3 separate regions of the Homo sapiens genome follow, and all the other regions are linked to region 3. Evidence: chromatin contacts called from ENCODE Hi-C data. All regions are on one chromosome and are shown on one strand. The core of a region is the stretch at or near the end of the contact, and the rest is flanking DNA. Distances in the headings are between cores, read along the strand shown.

The links. A loop is a pair of places that touch in the nucleus more often than their neighbours do. Pooled maps may share reads with other maps.
Region 1: a pooled map shows a loop between it and region 3 (2.0-fold over the local background). The contact joins the promoter of LRIG1 here to the enhancer-like site in region 3. A Hi-C loop is called at or near these places in 7 of 50 pooled maps.
Region 2: a map of CD8-positive, alpha-beta T cell shows a loop between it and region 3 (8-fold over the local background). The contact joins the promoter of SLC25A26 here to the enhancer-like site in region 3. A Hi-C loop is called at or near these places in 2 of 168 maps with a recorded cell type or tissue (CD8-positive, alpha-beta T cell and naive thymus-derived CD4-positive, alpha-beta T cell) and 7 of 50 pooled maps.

The regions. Positions count from the first base shown.
Region 1 is chr3:66,499,153-66,503,720 of GRCh38, reverse strand. LRIG1 (leucine rich repeats and immunoglobulin like domains 1) reads left to right here and starts at 2,699. Exons shown (of 19, transcript NM_015541.3): 1 at 2,699-3,531. The coding sequence starts at 3,314. RefSeq lists silencers at 2,330-2,989, 3,010-3,149, 3,190-3,269, 3,290-3,499 and enhancers at 2,602-3,102, 3,103-3,603.
Region 2 is chr3:66,218,257-66,222,692 of GRCh38, reverse strand. SLC25A26 (solute carrier family 25 member 26) reads right to left here and starts at 1,692. Exons shown (of 10, transcript NM_001379210.1): 1 at 1,566-1,692. The coding sequence starts at 1,598. RefSeq lists enhancers at 1,069-1,568, 1,690-1,749, 1,920-2,079.
Region 3 is chr3:63,961,712-63,966,459 of GRCh38, reverse strand. All of the region lies in intron 5 of ATXN7 (ataxin 7), which reads right to left. Among named protein-coding and RNA genes, the nearest start is that of PSMD6-AS2, 40 kb to the left of the region's middle. RefSeq lists an enhancer at 1,416-1,920. Within about 2 kb of position 2,044, at least 2 of the 41 ENCODE cell types and tissues checked have a DNase peak (open chromatin) inside an H3K27ac peak, as active enhancers do.

The sequences.
Region 1 (4,568 bases), core at 1,450-3,949, 2.5 Mb before region 3:
GTTGTTGAGATCTCCTTCATCTTAGGTGGTGGCTGCAGATGAATTCCCCCCTGAGCTGGATATCACTGCTCTCCAAGTTCACACTCTCATTGCAATCACAAGCAGGTTGCTAGTATGTGGGCAAACTTCCATACATGGTATGGGGAGCAGACATGACTTCATGCTTTGCTGTAGACGAGAGGAACTGCCAAGGCTTAGGCGCCCTGTCCCCCCAAGTGTGCCCCGGCTTTGGAATCCTTTTCTCTGGCTGCATGGTAACCAGACCACAAGGGATGCTTTAGATTTGTGGGCACTCCCTCACCTTGCAGATTCTTAAATTCTATCCTCCAGAAAACTAAGATTCCAAAAAGGCATCTCACAAGTACACCCATACACATTTGAAAAAACATTTTACAAGAATTACCCACTTTTATAGTACTAGAAATGAGACAAACCTGAAAGATAATTTTAGGTCAGCATCTCAAGTAGTTCAATCAGTTCAATTCATTTTTTGCTGCATATGCTGTTTTATTGTGGGGTGGGGACAGGGAGGATCTGACAGTTTCATTTCAGGAAACGGCTGTGGGTATTCTGCATCAAATTACTGTTTTGTGTTCTTTGTGTAAAACTTAAACACTGACTGAGAGGACTTCATAAATTTAGGGTCTTTTTAATTCCATTCCCACTGCTTATTATTATTATATTTACCAAAAGGGATAGAACAAAAGGACATATTTCTTCTCGTCCAGATGGAAGGTGTATGTTTATTTGGATTACATATGAAACATAAAAGCTGGTTAAAGCTCTGGGTGGGATGGGTCAGGTGCAGCATTTTTCTGATAATATTTCTTGGGAATTAGATTTGAATTGATTTACCCACATATTTGAGCACTGCTTTGGGCATCACTGCTGAGATCATGCAAAATTAAACAAGAAAAAAATGAGGCGCAATGAATTCAGAAGGGGAAGAAGGAAAAAGGGGAGGAAGGGATAGGAAGATCACATTTTGGCTAAAGAAAAGAGGTGATCTTATGGCTGAGGGAAAGTTTAACACATTTAGTGCATCTCAATTAAAGCAAACCTCTTAGATTGTGTCGAAAATGGAATAAACCCTTTAATTTTTTTTTTTTTTTTGCCTTTTTTCCCTAAGGTTCAACTTCTCCTCTTTACCTCCCACCCCACCCCACTTCCATAAAACACAACTCAGATTTAATGTTCTGGAGCAAATGTTTTTCAACAGACTTGACCTGCTTAATCTTCCTGACAATGTGCGCAGTTATGTTAGTAATTTGCATACTCTTGGGAAGGGATATGAGACACTAGCAAACCAAAACGCCCAGAGGGCAGCTATATGTTACAGTGGTAATCTTTTTCTTTTTTTCTCAATGTGTGTATGTCTGCTTAATGTTACCACGTACTATCGTAACACACTACTACTATGGTCTGATCTTTAAGAGCAAAAGTTAGAAGCTTTGTTAACTATTATTTCTCCTTTAACTCTGTCTCTTACGAATACACAATGGCTTCTTGAAAATTATCTTAAAAAGACTCTGATTAAAACAAAAACCCAATGACAACAACAAAGCAACCCCTTTATCAAAGGCTGCAGCATTTCTAGAAGTACCCTTCAACTCACTAGCTGGGAAGGAGAGTGCACTTTTTTTTTTTTTTGAGACGGAGTTTCGCTCTGTCACCCAGGCTGGAATTCAGTGACAATTCAGTGACAAGTCTCTGCTCATTGCAGCCTCCGCCTCCGGGGTTCAAGCAGCTCTCCTGTCCCAGCCTCCCGTAGCTGGTATTACAGGTGTGCACCACCACACCTGGCTAATTTTTTTATTTTTCATTTTTAGTACAGACGGGGTTTTACCATGTTGGCCAGGCTGGTCTCGAATTCCTGACCTCAGGTGATCCGCCCGCCTTGGCCTGCCAAACTGCTGGGATTACAGGCGTGAGCCACCACTCCTGGCCGAGGGTGCACCTTTGAGACTAGGTTTCTGCAGCACACATTCATTTTAGTAATCAAGGACATATTGCTGGATTTAGGACGTGAAGAACAAGTCAGGAGCAGATGCTCCAGGCTGCTCGAGGAGGAAGGGGACCACGCCTAATGAAATAACCAAGGATGTCCCAGTCAGGAAGAAATGTGTTAAGTTTTAAACCTGTGTCTTCGCTTTTGGAAGGAACCTGGAAAACGGACGCGGGTTTGCTTCTAATCTGCAGTCCTGCTTGCAGCCTGAGGAGGACGTAAAAAGCCTTGGGGCCAGACAGCCCCAAAACGGGGGCGTTTTACCCTCTTAACTTTCTCTCCCCTTCTTGACGCAGAGGGCGTATCTTCACGCCTCCTTTCCCCAGCCCGCGTTCCCGTTCTCCAACAACAACCTGCGTGTCTCCTTTAAGAGGCGGGGGCCGTCCCTCCCTTTCTCCTCCCAGTCTCCCGCCCTTCACACCTTGGGTGGGAAAAGAGTGTGGGGGCGGGGTAGCCGGTGAAGCGGGAGGGGCGGGATCACAGCGAGCGCTCCAATGGCCCTCGAGGCTGGCCACGGTGGACTCCGGCAGCCAATGAGCAGCAGGCGGGGAGGCGTGGCGGGGCGCTGTTGCAAAGCATCCAACGTGGGCCAGCAGGCGGCCGCGGAGCGCGGAGCCTAGGGGGTGTGTGCGGGCGAGCGGCCGGGGGCGGGGCTTGGGGGACCGGCCGGGGCTGGGCCGCGGGGAGGCGAACAGCAAGCGGCTGATTGTTCGGCTGCGAGGTCGGCGGGACTCTTGCTGCGCGGAGGAGCCGTGCGGAACCCGAGGCTGCGCGCGCGCGCGCGCTCTCTGGCCGCGGCGTGGGGACAGCGAGGCGCACTGGGGCCTCCCAGCGCGGGGCCGGCCGCGCCGTCCAGCCCGAGGTCTACGGCTTTGCGCTCCGAGCCCAGAGGAAGATGCCTGCCGGCACCGAGCTCGGGCTGCGGGGCTGAACGCCTGTCTTCCAGGCGCAGCGGCAGCACTGCCCTCGGCCGGTGTCGGTAGCGGCACTCGGCGTGCCCCGGGCGGACGAAGAGCGCAGGCTGGGTACACCTTGCCCGAATCGGCGGAGTTCGCAGCTAGCGCGGGCGGGCCGGCCGGCCCGGATGGGCGCGGGGTTTGCGGCCCCCGCCGGGTGCTCCGGAGCGGCCCGGGCACCGGGGGCACGCTGAGTGCCGGAGCCGCGGCCGCAGAGAGAACTTGGGGCGGGGGCCATGCCCCGGTGCGGAGTCTAGAGCCGAGCGGAGCGCCCCGCGGGCCCGCCCGCGTCTGCGGCCGTTCGGGTCCTCACAGTCCCCGCGCCCGGAGTTCGCAGCGCGCTCCAGACAAGATGGCGCGGCCGGTCCGGGGAGGGCTCGGGGCCCCGCGCCGCTCGCCTTGCCTTCTCCTTCTCTGGCTGCTTTTGCTTCGGCTGGAGCCGGTGACCGCCGCGGCCGGCCCGCGGGCGCCCTGCGCGGCCGCCTGCACTTGCGCTGGGGACTCGCTGGACTGCGGTGGGCGCGGGCTGGCTGCGTTGCCCGGGGACCTGCCCTCCTGGACGCGGAGCCTGTGAGTGCCGCCCTTTCCGCCCTCTCTGCGCCCCGGGGCTCTGTCACTTGGGGATGGAGCGGCGGGGGTTCGTACTCAGGGAGGGGGTGCGGACTGGGTTGTGTGTGTGGAGTTGTGCGTGCTTGTGCGTGTTGGAAGACTGTCAGGTTGGAGTGGCGGAAGGGAGATTCTGCGTGGAGGTCCGGGGGAGTAGGCGTGCGAGAGAGCCTGGAGAAGAAGAGCGTGCCTCGTGGGGTCTGGAGACGAGCGAGCGTGGGTCGTAGAGATTTGGGGGTTAGCCAGCACGCGTCGTGCGGGCCATCTGGGGGTGAGTGAGTGGGAGTCTGGAGCTGAGTGTGTTTGCGGGTGGGTGGGTGGGAAACGTCTGGAGAAGAGTGTGAAGAAGTCTGTGGGGGTATGTGGGTGCGTTTCCTTTTCCTCTCCTGTAATCCAACTATTTGGTGTCTGAGCTCCTTGGTCTTCCAGTGGGTAATGAATGAAGGTGACTGTTGGGTCCAGTCTTTCGTTTACATTATTTATTAGTTGATAGTGTGTGTAGCCGTCTCCTGATCCCCGAAGACCGTGGTGGCCTGACTTGCCTCTCTGTGCGGGGCAGAAGGCAGTCTTCCCCCGAGGACCCCTGAGTTAGAGGGCTTTGACAGTTCCTGGCGACCTGTGAGTGCTGGGAGTTTGTCCTTTTACGCCTGTTTGGCATTTTACGGAACTGTGTTCCAGACCCTTCCTGTGTGTTCCCTGGGGCCCCATTGGGCTTGATGATCCAGTGGGGTGGGGCCCACCCTCAAGACTCTCTCCTCCATAAATGGTGCAAATGAGTTTTGGAGAAGTGCTGCTTCAGGAGAGGGTGCCAGGGGCTTGGCTGATTTAAGCTGTTTGTTTCACCCGAAAGAGGTTCTTTTCTGTGCTGTCAGGATGTGGGCTTATTAGGACTTAGTGGGACACTTCTTACAGGAGATTTGACAGGAAAAAAAAGGCATTAGACTTCTGTGTAAACATGGTAGAATAGAATAGTCTTCTTTTACTTCTAACAAATCTGGTGC
Region 2 (4,436 bases), core at 443-2,942, 2.3 Mb before region 3:
CACTTGTGTGATTTTGAACTAGTTATCTAATCTCTTGGTATCCCACTTCCCTCATTTGGAAAATTAGGATAAGAGTTCAATTATTGTGAGAATTAAATGGGATAATGTATGTAAAGAGCTTACCCCAGTTCCTGGCACAGGAATGTTAGCTGACAAACTACTGCTGCTGTGTCACCAGCTAGACAGGAAAGCTCCTTAAAAGCGGTAACATTGGCCAGGCGCCGTGGCTCACGCCTGTAGTCCCAGCACTTTGGGAGGCCGAGGCGGGCGGGATCACGAGGTCAGGAGATCGAGACCATCCTGGCTAACACGGTGAAACCCCGTCTCCACTAAAAACCCAAAAAATTAGCTGGGCGTAGTGGCGGGCACCTGCAGTCCCAGCTACTCGGGAGGCTGAGGCAGGAGAATGGCGTGAACCCGAGAGGTGGAGCCTGCAGTGAGCCGAGATGGCGCCACCACACTCCAGCCTGGGCGAAGAGTGAGACTCCTTCTCAAAAAAAAAAAAAAAAATCAGTAACATTATTTCTTTATATTTCTAAGACCTACCTTATACAAGTTTCAACAAATCTAGATTTAAAGCTATCATCCTACAAGTCTGGCTAAGACATCCCTACTTCCATATATTCCCCTAACACCCTGAACCTAGCCCACCTGTTATTTATCCCAACAGTCATTTTACTATTTTGTCTCTAACACCTGACCCTTAGGAGCAGGTCTATCTTGTTCACCATGTTATCCTCAACACCTGCAACACCAAAATTCGATAATTAAGTGACTAAATCACTGTGGGCCTCCATTTTCCCTATGAAAATCATTTTAAAAATTATTTGTCTGTCTCTGCCCATTCCACACAATGAAAACGTAGGCAGCCAAACTCTGTTTTGTTAACTGCTGTATCTAGTATCCTCTACCAGACGCTCCAAAATATTTGGTAAAGGACTTTTTTTTCTGTTAATTCATGTTGATTCTCGTAGTTTTCTGCTACGGAATTAAATACTAAGCCTGTTTATTGACTCCGCAGCGTTCCCGATGAGCTATGTGTGCTCACCAATATTTCTCCAAAGCCTAGGCTTGGAGCAGAAATAGCAGATTATGTATTGAATGAACAGAAGGACATGTCATTTTCTAAGACTGAAAAGAGATGCAGCAAAATGAGAAACGTAGTATTGAATAGAAGGGCTGGGAGCGATGTGAGTAAGGTTTTTGTTGTTGTGTTACATACATTTCTTTAATTCCCAAGATCTCTAGAGTAGTTACACTATTTAATGAAAGAGTAGTTAACAGTGTATAATAGAAGCTCTTTTTTAAGTAAATGAGGGTGCAAAAGACAATGACTCACCTTCCTTCCCCCACCTGGCTCTTATGACCTGGCAGTACAGACATAGCCTTAACACCTGGCCCGCCGGTGGCCTGGGAGCCTCGTGCTCCCTCTCAGACCTGGCTGCCAGTAACCCGAGGACAGTCCAGCCCGCAAAACCGGAAGAAAACCAGTGCAGAGAACGCCCGCGGGCTCCAATGCCGGACGCCGGCACTCTGAGCAACCCACCCCACCGCCCCGCACTCACCACCAGCGCTGCCACGAACCCCGGCCGGTCCATGGTCGCTCAGACCTCGTCAAGGCTACAATCCAAGCCGGAGCAGAAGCGGATCACGTCCTCGCGCGCTGGGCGCCGCCATGTTTGAGGCGGGTCTGTCTTGAACTTCCGGGACCACGTGACGTAGAACCACAACAACTGCACGTGCAACGCGAGACACCTGGGCCTAGGGGAGGGCCAGAGAGGAGGGGCGGGGCCTCGGGGAGTGTGGTGGAGCTAAGTCTCGGCAAATCCCTTACCTCGGTTTCCTGCAGCAGCGTTGTGTGCAGCTAGACGGAGGAACTTTCGCGAGCAAAAGATCCGTGGCCGAGATCCAGGAGAGAGCAGCGGTAGAATGAGGCCGGCGTGATTCTGAACTGTAAACCCAGAAGAGGCGTGGCTGTGGCGGAGGGAGGAGTCGTGAGGGGTAGTACTAACCTCGGGAGGCGCGATTCGGGATCCTAATCGGATATTTCATTTTGGTTTATCTCTTAGTTTTGTCAAAAAATTTTATCTGAGTTTATATTAAATTAACTCATTATCAGAAGATTATTAAATAAAGATATAGAAAAATACATCAGAAGTTTCCTGACCGGAGTTAAAAATTAGCATCCTCCATTTCTCTTTACAGAGTTACTGCATTTAAAATTATTTGTTTGTTCAGTTATTTACCTGCTCATGTTGTTCGCTGTTGTACTCATGTGTACACCTCAAAGCACACGTTATTAAGTACTTAATAACATTTCTTGGAGTGGACCTGTCTTTATTAAACAAACAAATACCTTGTAAACTTCTGTATATATTAAGGGCCAACTACATCTCAGACGTGGTGCTAAGTGATTGACAGACATTTTTTCATTTAATCCTTTCACCAACCCTATGATGTCAGCAACACTAGTGTCCTCATTTTACAGAGGCTCCTGATGCTCCAACAAGTAACCGACTCAATGTGGCTACAGAGAACACAGCAGAGCAAGCACTGAAAATATACTTAATGCCCTCATCATCTTTCCTCAAAACCGTTATAATAACCTGAGCAGGCTCCTTGCCTGGCCTTTCTTCAATCCCTATTCTATAACACTGCTAGAATTATTCTTATAATTATTCTTATTCTCTTCTAGGTAAAATGATCTAGAAATGATACGCAGAATAGCTTTAGGTGTTAGATGGAATTCAAATTCTATCACCTGCTGGGTTTGGGGATAAGTTTTCCAAGATTAAGTTTTCTCCCCTGTAAAGTGGCGATAATGATAGTCACTTTGTCATGCGGTACTATTATATTAATAGATTAAATGAGATAATGCACTCAAGTTCTTAGCCTAGTTCCTGGCTCATAGAAAGTACTCTCTAAAGGTGATGGTAATGTTATTTCCCTGCTTACAACTCCCCTCTGCTGCCAATGGAGACAGTCCAGCTCCCTAGCATGGTATACACCTCTCAGCTGGTGTCTCCTGTCACTCTTCCCACTAGCCGGACTACACACAGACAGACTATACACTTCCAAGCCTCCTAATTTTGCCCATGTTGTTCTCTCTACCCAGAATACCTTTCCCTAAGCTGCCTGTAGGCCCTCTCAAAACATGCTAGTTCACTTTGTCAATGCCAGCAGAAGAATCTCTGTTGCTGCTATTAATGTCTTTCAAAGTCTCATGTGCTTTGGTCAGGCCTACCCAGGATAATCTCCATTTTTATTAACTCAAAGTCAACTGATTAGAGACCTTAATTATATCTGAAAAATTCCTTTTGCCATACGTGACAACATAATCATGGTGGTAATGTTCTGTCATACTCACAGGTCCTGCTCACAATCAGTGGGGTGATTATGCAAAACACATTAGGGGCCAGGAATCTTGAGGGCCACCTTAGAATCCTGCCTACTTCACATTCCTATAAACCCTCACCGGCAGCCTCCTCAAAGGCCATCAAGTTTCTATTAATAAGCTTTCACTGACATTTCCCTCACAGTCTTCCCACCTTTCACCTACTGCCTGGTGCCAATGGCACTCCCACAGTTTAGGAATTACAGTAGCGCCCACCTCCAAGTACCAAAATCTGTATTATTTGTCTATTTCTGCGTAACAAATTACCCCCAAAATTTAACAGACTAAAGCAACGATAAACTTCTATTACCTCACACAGTTTTCATACGTCAAGAATCAAGGAGTCATTTAGCTGGGTGTTTAAGACTCAGAAATTTTCATGACACTACAGTCAAGATGGTGGCCAGGGCCATATCATAAAACTTGATCATGACCGCAGGATCCAATTCCAAGATGGCTCACTCCCATAACTGGCAGATTAGTGCTAGCTATTGGCAGGTAGCCTTAATCCCTCATGGCATACATCTCTCCATAGTACTGCTTGAGTGTCTTCATGATATAGTAGCTGGTTGTTCCTAGAGTAAGTGGTCTGAAAGAGAACAAGACAGAAACTACAAAGTCTCTCATGACCTGTTCTCATAAATTACTCAGTTGTCATTCCAGCAATAGTCTATTGTTTACACAGGTAATCGACATTTATTATGGGGCTGGACTACCCAAAAGCCTAAATACCGGAAGATGAGGATCACTGGGTGCCATCTTGGAAACTGGTTACCACATCAGGGAAATGCCGGTGAACACCACAATGAGATATGAATACACTAGAACTCACTAGAGTGGCTAAAATTAAAAAGCCAAGTGTTGACAAGGATGAGAAGCAACTGGAAATCTCATACATTGCTGTTTCGAATTTTATATGGTACAACCATTATAAAATCCAATGCCACACTTAGGTATTTACCCGAGAGAACTAAACATTTATACAAATACTTTTACATTATATTTCAAAGCAGCTTTATCCATAATAGTCAAAAACTGAAAA
Region 3 (4,748 bases), core at 795-3,294:
ACATCTCCCAAATCTTTTTAAAAGCTCATAAGCGAAAATAAGAATTTTAAGTTAATTCACTGAAGCTTTTCTTAAGCTAGAAAAAAAAAATTCCATGGCTGTAAAACCTGATTGCCACAGGTCTTAGTATTGTTCACCCTACTTCACCTGCCCTCCCTGCAGGGGTAGCCAAGGAATCTCCTTAATGCCATCAATAGCAGAAAAGAACAGGGTAGGAGGATCTTTCTGGAGCTAAATCTCACTTCCCTATCACTGTACTTGTATGACAGAACACCAGAGTCCTTGCTGGCCTTCCTAGCACAAATGCTTGCCTTTCTAATATTCCCTTTCGTACACAGTGATTGTACGAAATACAGTGGGGAAAAATATCGTTATGAGAGTCAGCCAATCCAAGACAGTTCTAAGAATCAAGTCGTTCTGCAACCCTGTAAAAAACCAGGGTGAATTTTAGCAAATGTTCTTAAATGCTACAAACAAACGTCTATATTTAAGTTCACAAATAAACAAGAGAAAAACGAATTTTAACTTATTTTTAAGACCTACATCAGAAAAGGGATGAATGGTCGTGTATGCCAGGAAAATATTAATTTTGTACACATACACAGAAATTGAGAACAAAGCTCAGATTAAAATTTTAAACACTCACATGTGCCCCCTTAATGCCCTGAATAAAATGTTTAAGCAAATACTGCTTTGTTCTGCTTGTAAAGCATTATCACAATTTTCTTCAAACCGTTTCTCGATATCCTATCCAAATAAAGTTTATTTTGATATTAAATATCCCAATGATGGCTCAGACGTTAATTGTCTAGGTCTGGGGACATGGTCATATTTCTTTTTCCCTAAGAAAAAAATTAAGACTACAGACTAAAAAAATACTACAGACTAAAATAACATCTTAATAGAATAACATCCGTGCCTCACTGACCGAAAATTATATGTATCAGCTGTGGTTTGGATGGTGTACACATGTCAATTTTACTCTAGTGCACAAAGGGAGTTCTGAACTGTGCATTAGCCTATTCGCAGCAAACAGGCAAACTTGCAGGAGGCTAGGAGGAACACTCAAGGTTTGGGTTCAGGGGGCAGCCAGCCTGCAGTCTGAGCACTTCTAGTTGTGCAGCCGTGGGCAAGAGACTCAGGAGAGCTAAGGACTGATACTGCCTCCTCCCACAAGCCTGGGGTGAGGAGTAAATTTGAGATAATGCAGGTAATGCAACGCCCAGCACTTGTTAAACGTTCAGCAAATGTTAGCTATTATGATTACAACCAAGGAGAAACTGGATGGATGATAGAGGAGTTAAACAGAAACAGAAAAACTGAGGTTTCTATTATAGAAATTAGTCAAGTCCCCTACAAATCTTGGGATTTCCTAAACTGAATCCTTGAGAAGCCAGCAGAGGTGTCATTCAGTGCTCTGGAGGGCAATAAACAAGCTGTTGGCAGTTATGAAATACTGTGTTCCTATCATTGGTGAAAGCCAGTTCTCCATTTTACAGGAATACAAGTCTCCACTAACTCCACTTCACTGTCTCAGCAGGCCGGGTGAGTTATAATTGGCCTTAATTGGCACTTACAGGAGCTTTAACATTCCTTACCTGCTGCCAAGGAGCACTTGAAAGGGGAAAAAAGTATTTTCAAACTTGGAAATACCAAGCAATTCATTCGGCTGTGGGCCTGGAAGCCTGCTATCCAGAATCAGATTAGCTTCACCTAGAAATGTTGCTATGTTATTATCCAGAGCTCATTAGGTACTCACACTGGATTAGGAGAGGTGGGAGATGAAATTTAAATGGGGATAATTCACCTTGGGGGCTAAAACCATGCAGCAGCCTTCCTCCAGCTGATCTTTTGGTCGATGGCTCTCCAGGGCTCAGCCACACTTCATGTGTGTAAGGCAGGCAAATAAAATATATCTTCATGGCCTGATTTACACAGGCTTTGAGTTAACCACAGCGTGACCTCAGCCCAGTCATTATTTGAAACACACAATGAACACCTTTATAAGGTGACCAGTCATACCAACTGCAAAGAGGATAGGGAGATCAGAAACAAAACTGGCCATAGTTTTTCCTTGGCCTTGCAATTAATCACACTCAAAATTATGATCCTCTAGGAGGCCTCACATTTTGCACAGGGGAATCCTAGCATAAGAGAATGAGATTTCTTCCTTAAATTCCATACAGAATGAATAGAAACTTCCCATAGACGCCCGAGAAACTGCCTATAATTGTTTAAATATTTTTTAAAATAATCACTCGTTTTGAAAGATCTCTTTGTCTCATATTATTAAGTATTACTAGACTTGTGGTTGTTTGAGGAATTTATTTCAAATTAAAATTAATCATACGTGTGTGTGTGTGTGTGTGTGTGTGTGTGTGTGTGTTTATGTGTCTAAGGAACATTGTAAGAGGCTTTAGAAAATTAAATGGAAGCTTAGAAAAATAAATACAACACCTACTCCTTTGGAGATAACTCTCATAGTGGCTGGTAGAGATATAAAGCATTACAGCCTTTTTGGAAAGCAATCCAGCAGCAGCTATTAACACTGCAAATAACTAGTCTTTTGTGACCCAGGAATCCCTTCCTGAGACTCTATCCCACAGAAACTAAACCACCAGTAATTAAGTATGTATGTACCAGAGTGGGTACTGCTGTTTGGTTCACACAGACAAAAAGCAAGAAACAAAATGAATGTCCATAGAGGGCCTGGCAGAGGAAGCTACAGCACAGCCACACTTTAGAGCAGTATGCAACCATTAAAAAGAGGGGATTAGTGTTATCCAGGGCTGTGAATGGATTTACATGAGGTATTGTTGAGTAGAAAAGGAGCAGAAGTGTGCATAATAGGATCCACTTTTTTGTAAAACTATCACCAAAAGCCCCTACTAATAAAATACGTGATTCTATGTGCCTGGATAGAGTTAGAAGCATGAGAAAAATATACAAGGATGCATATTAAGTTACATACTAAGAATGCAGCATGTATGATTTATAGCGTAGCATGGACTGCTACAGTTAGAGAAGGCAGGTAAGTTGAAAGAGCCAATGAAATAAGAAAAAGGCTGCACTGAAAATAGTTGAGATGATTACATTTGTGTATTTATATAAAAATACGTTATAGGTGTATATATTTCATATATTCATATGCCAATCAAAAAATCTATAAAGAAACAGGTCTAAAAAATTTGTGTTACAAAAATGCACTGTGAAGGTAGCTAAGAAAAATTAAATACAAAATTCTGGCCGAGTGTGGTGGTTCACACCTGTAATCCCAGCACTTCAGGAGGCAGAGGCAGGTGGATTGCTTCAGCCCAGGAGTTTGAGACCAGCCTGGGCAACATGGTGAAACCCTGCCTCTACAAAAAATACAAAAATTAGCTAGGTGTGGTGGCGTGTGCCTGTAGTCCCAGGTACTGGAAGGGCTGAGGTGGAAGGATTGCTTGAGCCCGGGAGGTGGGGGTTACAGTGAGCCAAGATCACGCCACTGCACTCTAGCCTGGGCAAGAGAGTGAGAATCTGTCTTGAAGAAGAAAAAAAAAAAAAAAAAAGAAATACAAAATTCTGGTATTACATCAAACAAGTGTATCTTGATTATTGTCACTCTCTTAATTTGTTTGGCTAAGCAGACTGAGACTCAAGTAGCACAACAGACCACAGTTGAATCACCCAGAAAAAGGCCTATTAGCCACTTTGGCAAAATAACATCTTAACTCTCTAAAGCTCACTACAAATCTTCAGTATTAGAAGTTGTAGGCCAGGCATGGTGGTTCACGCCTATAATCCCAGCACTTTGGGAGGCTGAGGCAGGCAGATGACTTGAGGTCAGGAGTTCAAGACCAGCCTGGCCAACATGGCGAAATTCTGTCTCTACTAAAAATGCACAAATTAGCTGGGTGTGGTGGTGCATGCCTGTAGTCCCAGTTACTCGGGAGGCTGAGGCACGAGAATCACTTGAACCTGGGAGATGGAGGCTGCAGTGAGCTGAGATTGCACCACTGTACTCCATCCTGAGCGAGACAGTGGGACTCTGTCTCAAAAAAACAAAACAGAAGTTCTAACGACCTTTTTAATAAATATATCAAGCATAAGAGGCAACGAAACAAATTTCATTCCAAAGTTTATTTGTGACCTGAAGAGAATACAAACCAAGAACTCTATATTGTGTGATCAGGGGCTATTTGTATTTTATTTTAAATGGAAATAATTATCTGTTCTTCTTTTTTAACATTCAAATGCACAAGATGAAAAGGTATAAAATTACTTTGAAGTAAACCTCAAGAGTGGGATTTCTACATACAAAATGTGGGATGAGGGAAATAGCTAAATTTAGCTATTGGGCCCCTCCCAAACCAGTCTGTTTTATGGACTTGGACTAGTACATACATCAGAGGAATTATTCCAGTCAGGTAGTAGGTACCACAGCATTAAGAAGTGATAAAAACTCCCTCTTCTGGTCATATGTAAGATCACAGCTTAGTGGGGTTGAAATCGCAGGTGTGTTTATCTTAGTCATCGTACAAATTAGTCTTGTGAAATGACTGTCAGGAAAAGTACTTTTTAGAAAATATAAATAAAATATGGATTTATATCCCGAAATATCTCCATTAAAGCTGAAGCATGGCAATCCTATAATAGCTAATGATTTCTACATGTAGCAGGCAAGTCAAGAGTGACACTGGTGAATATCAACAATTCATATATATATTAAATAATAATTTCTTACTTAATTTTTATTAAGCCTTTTT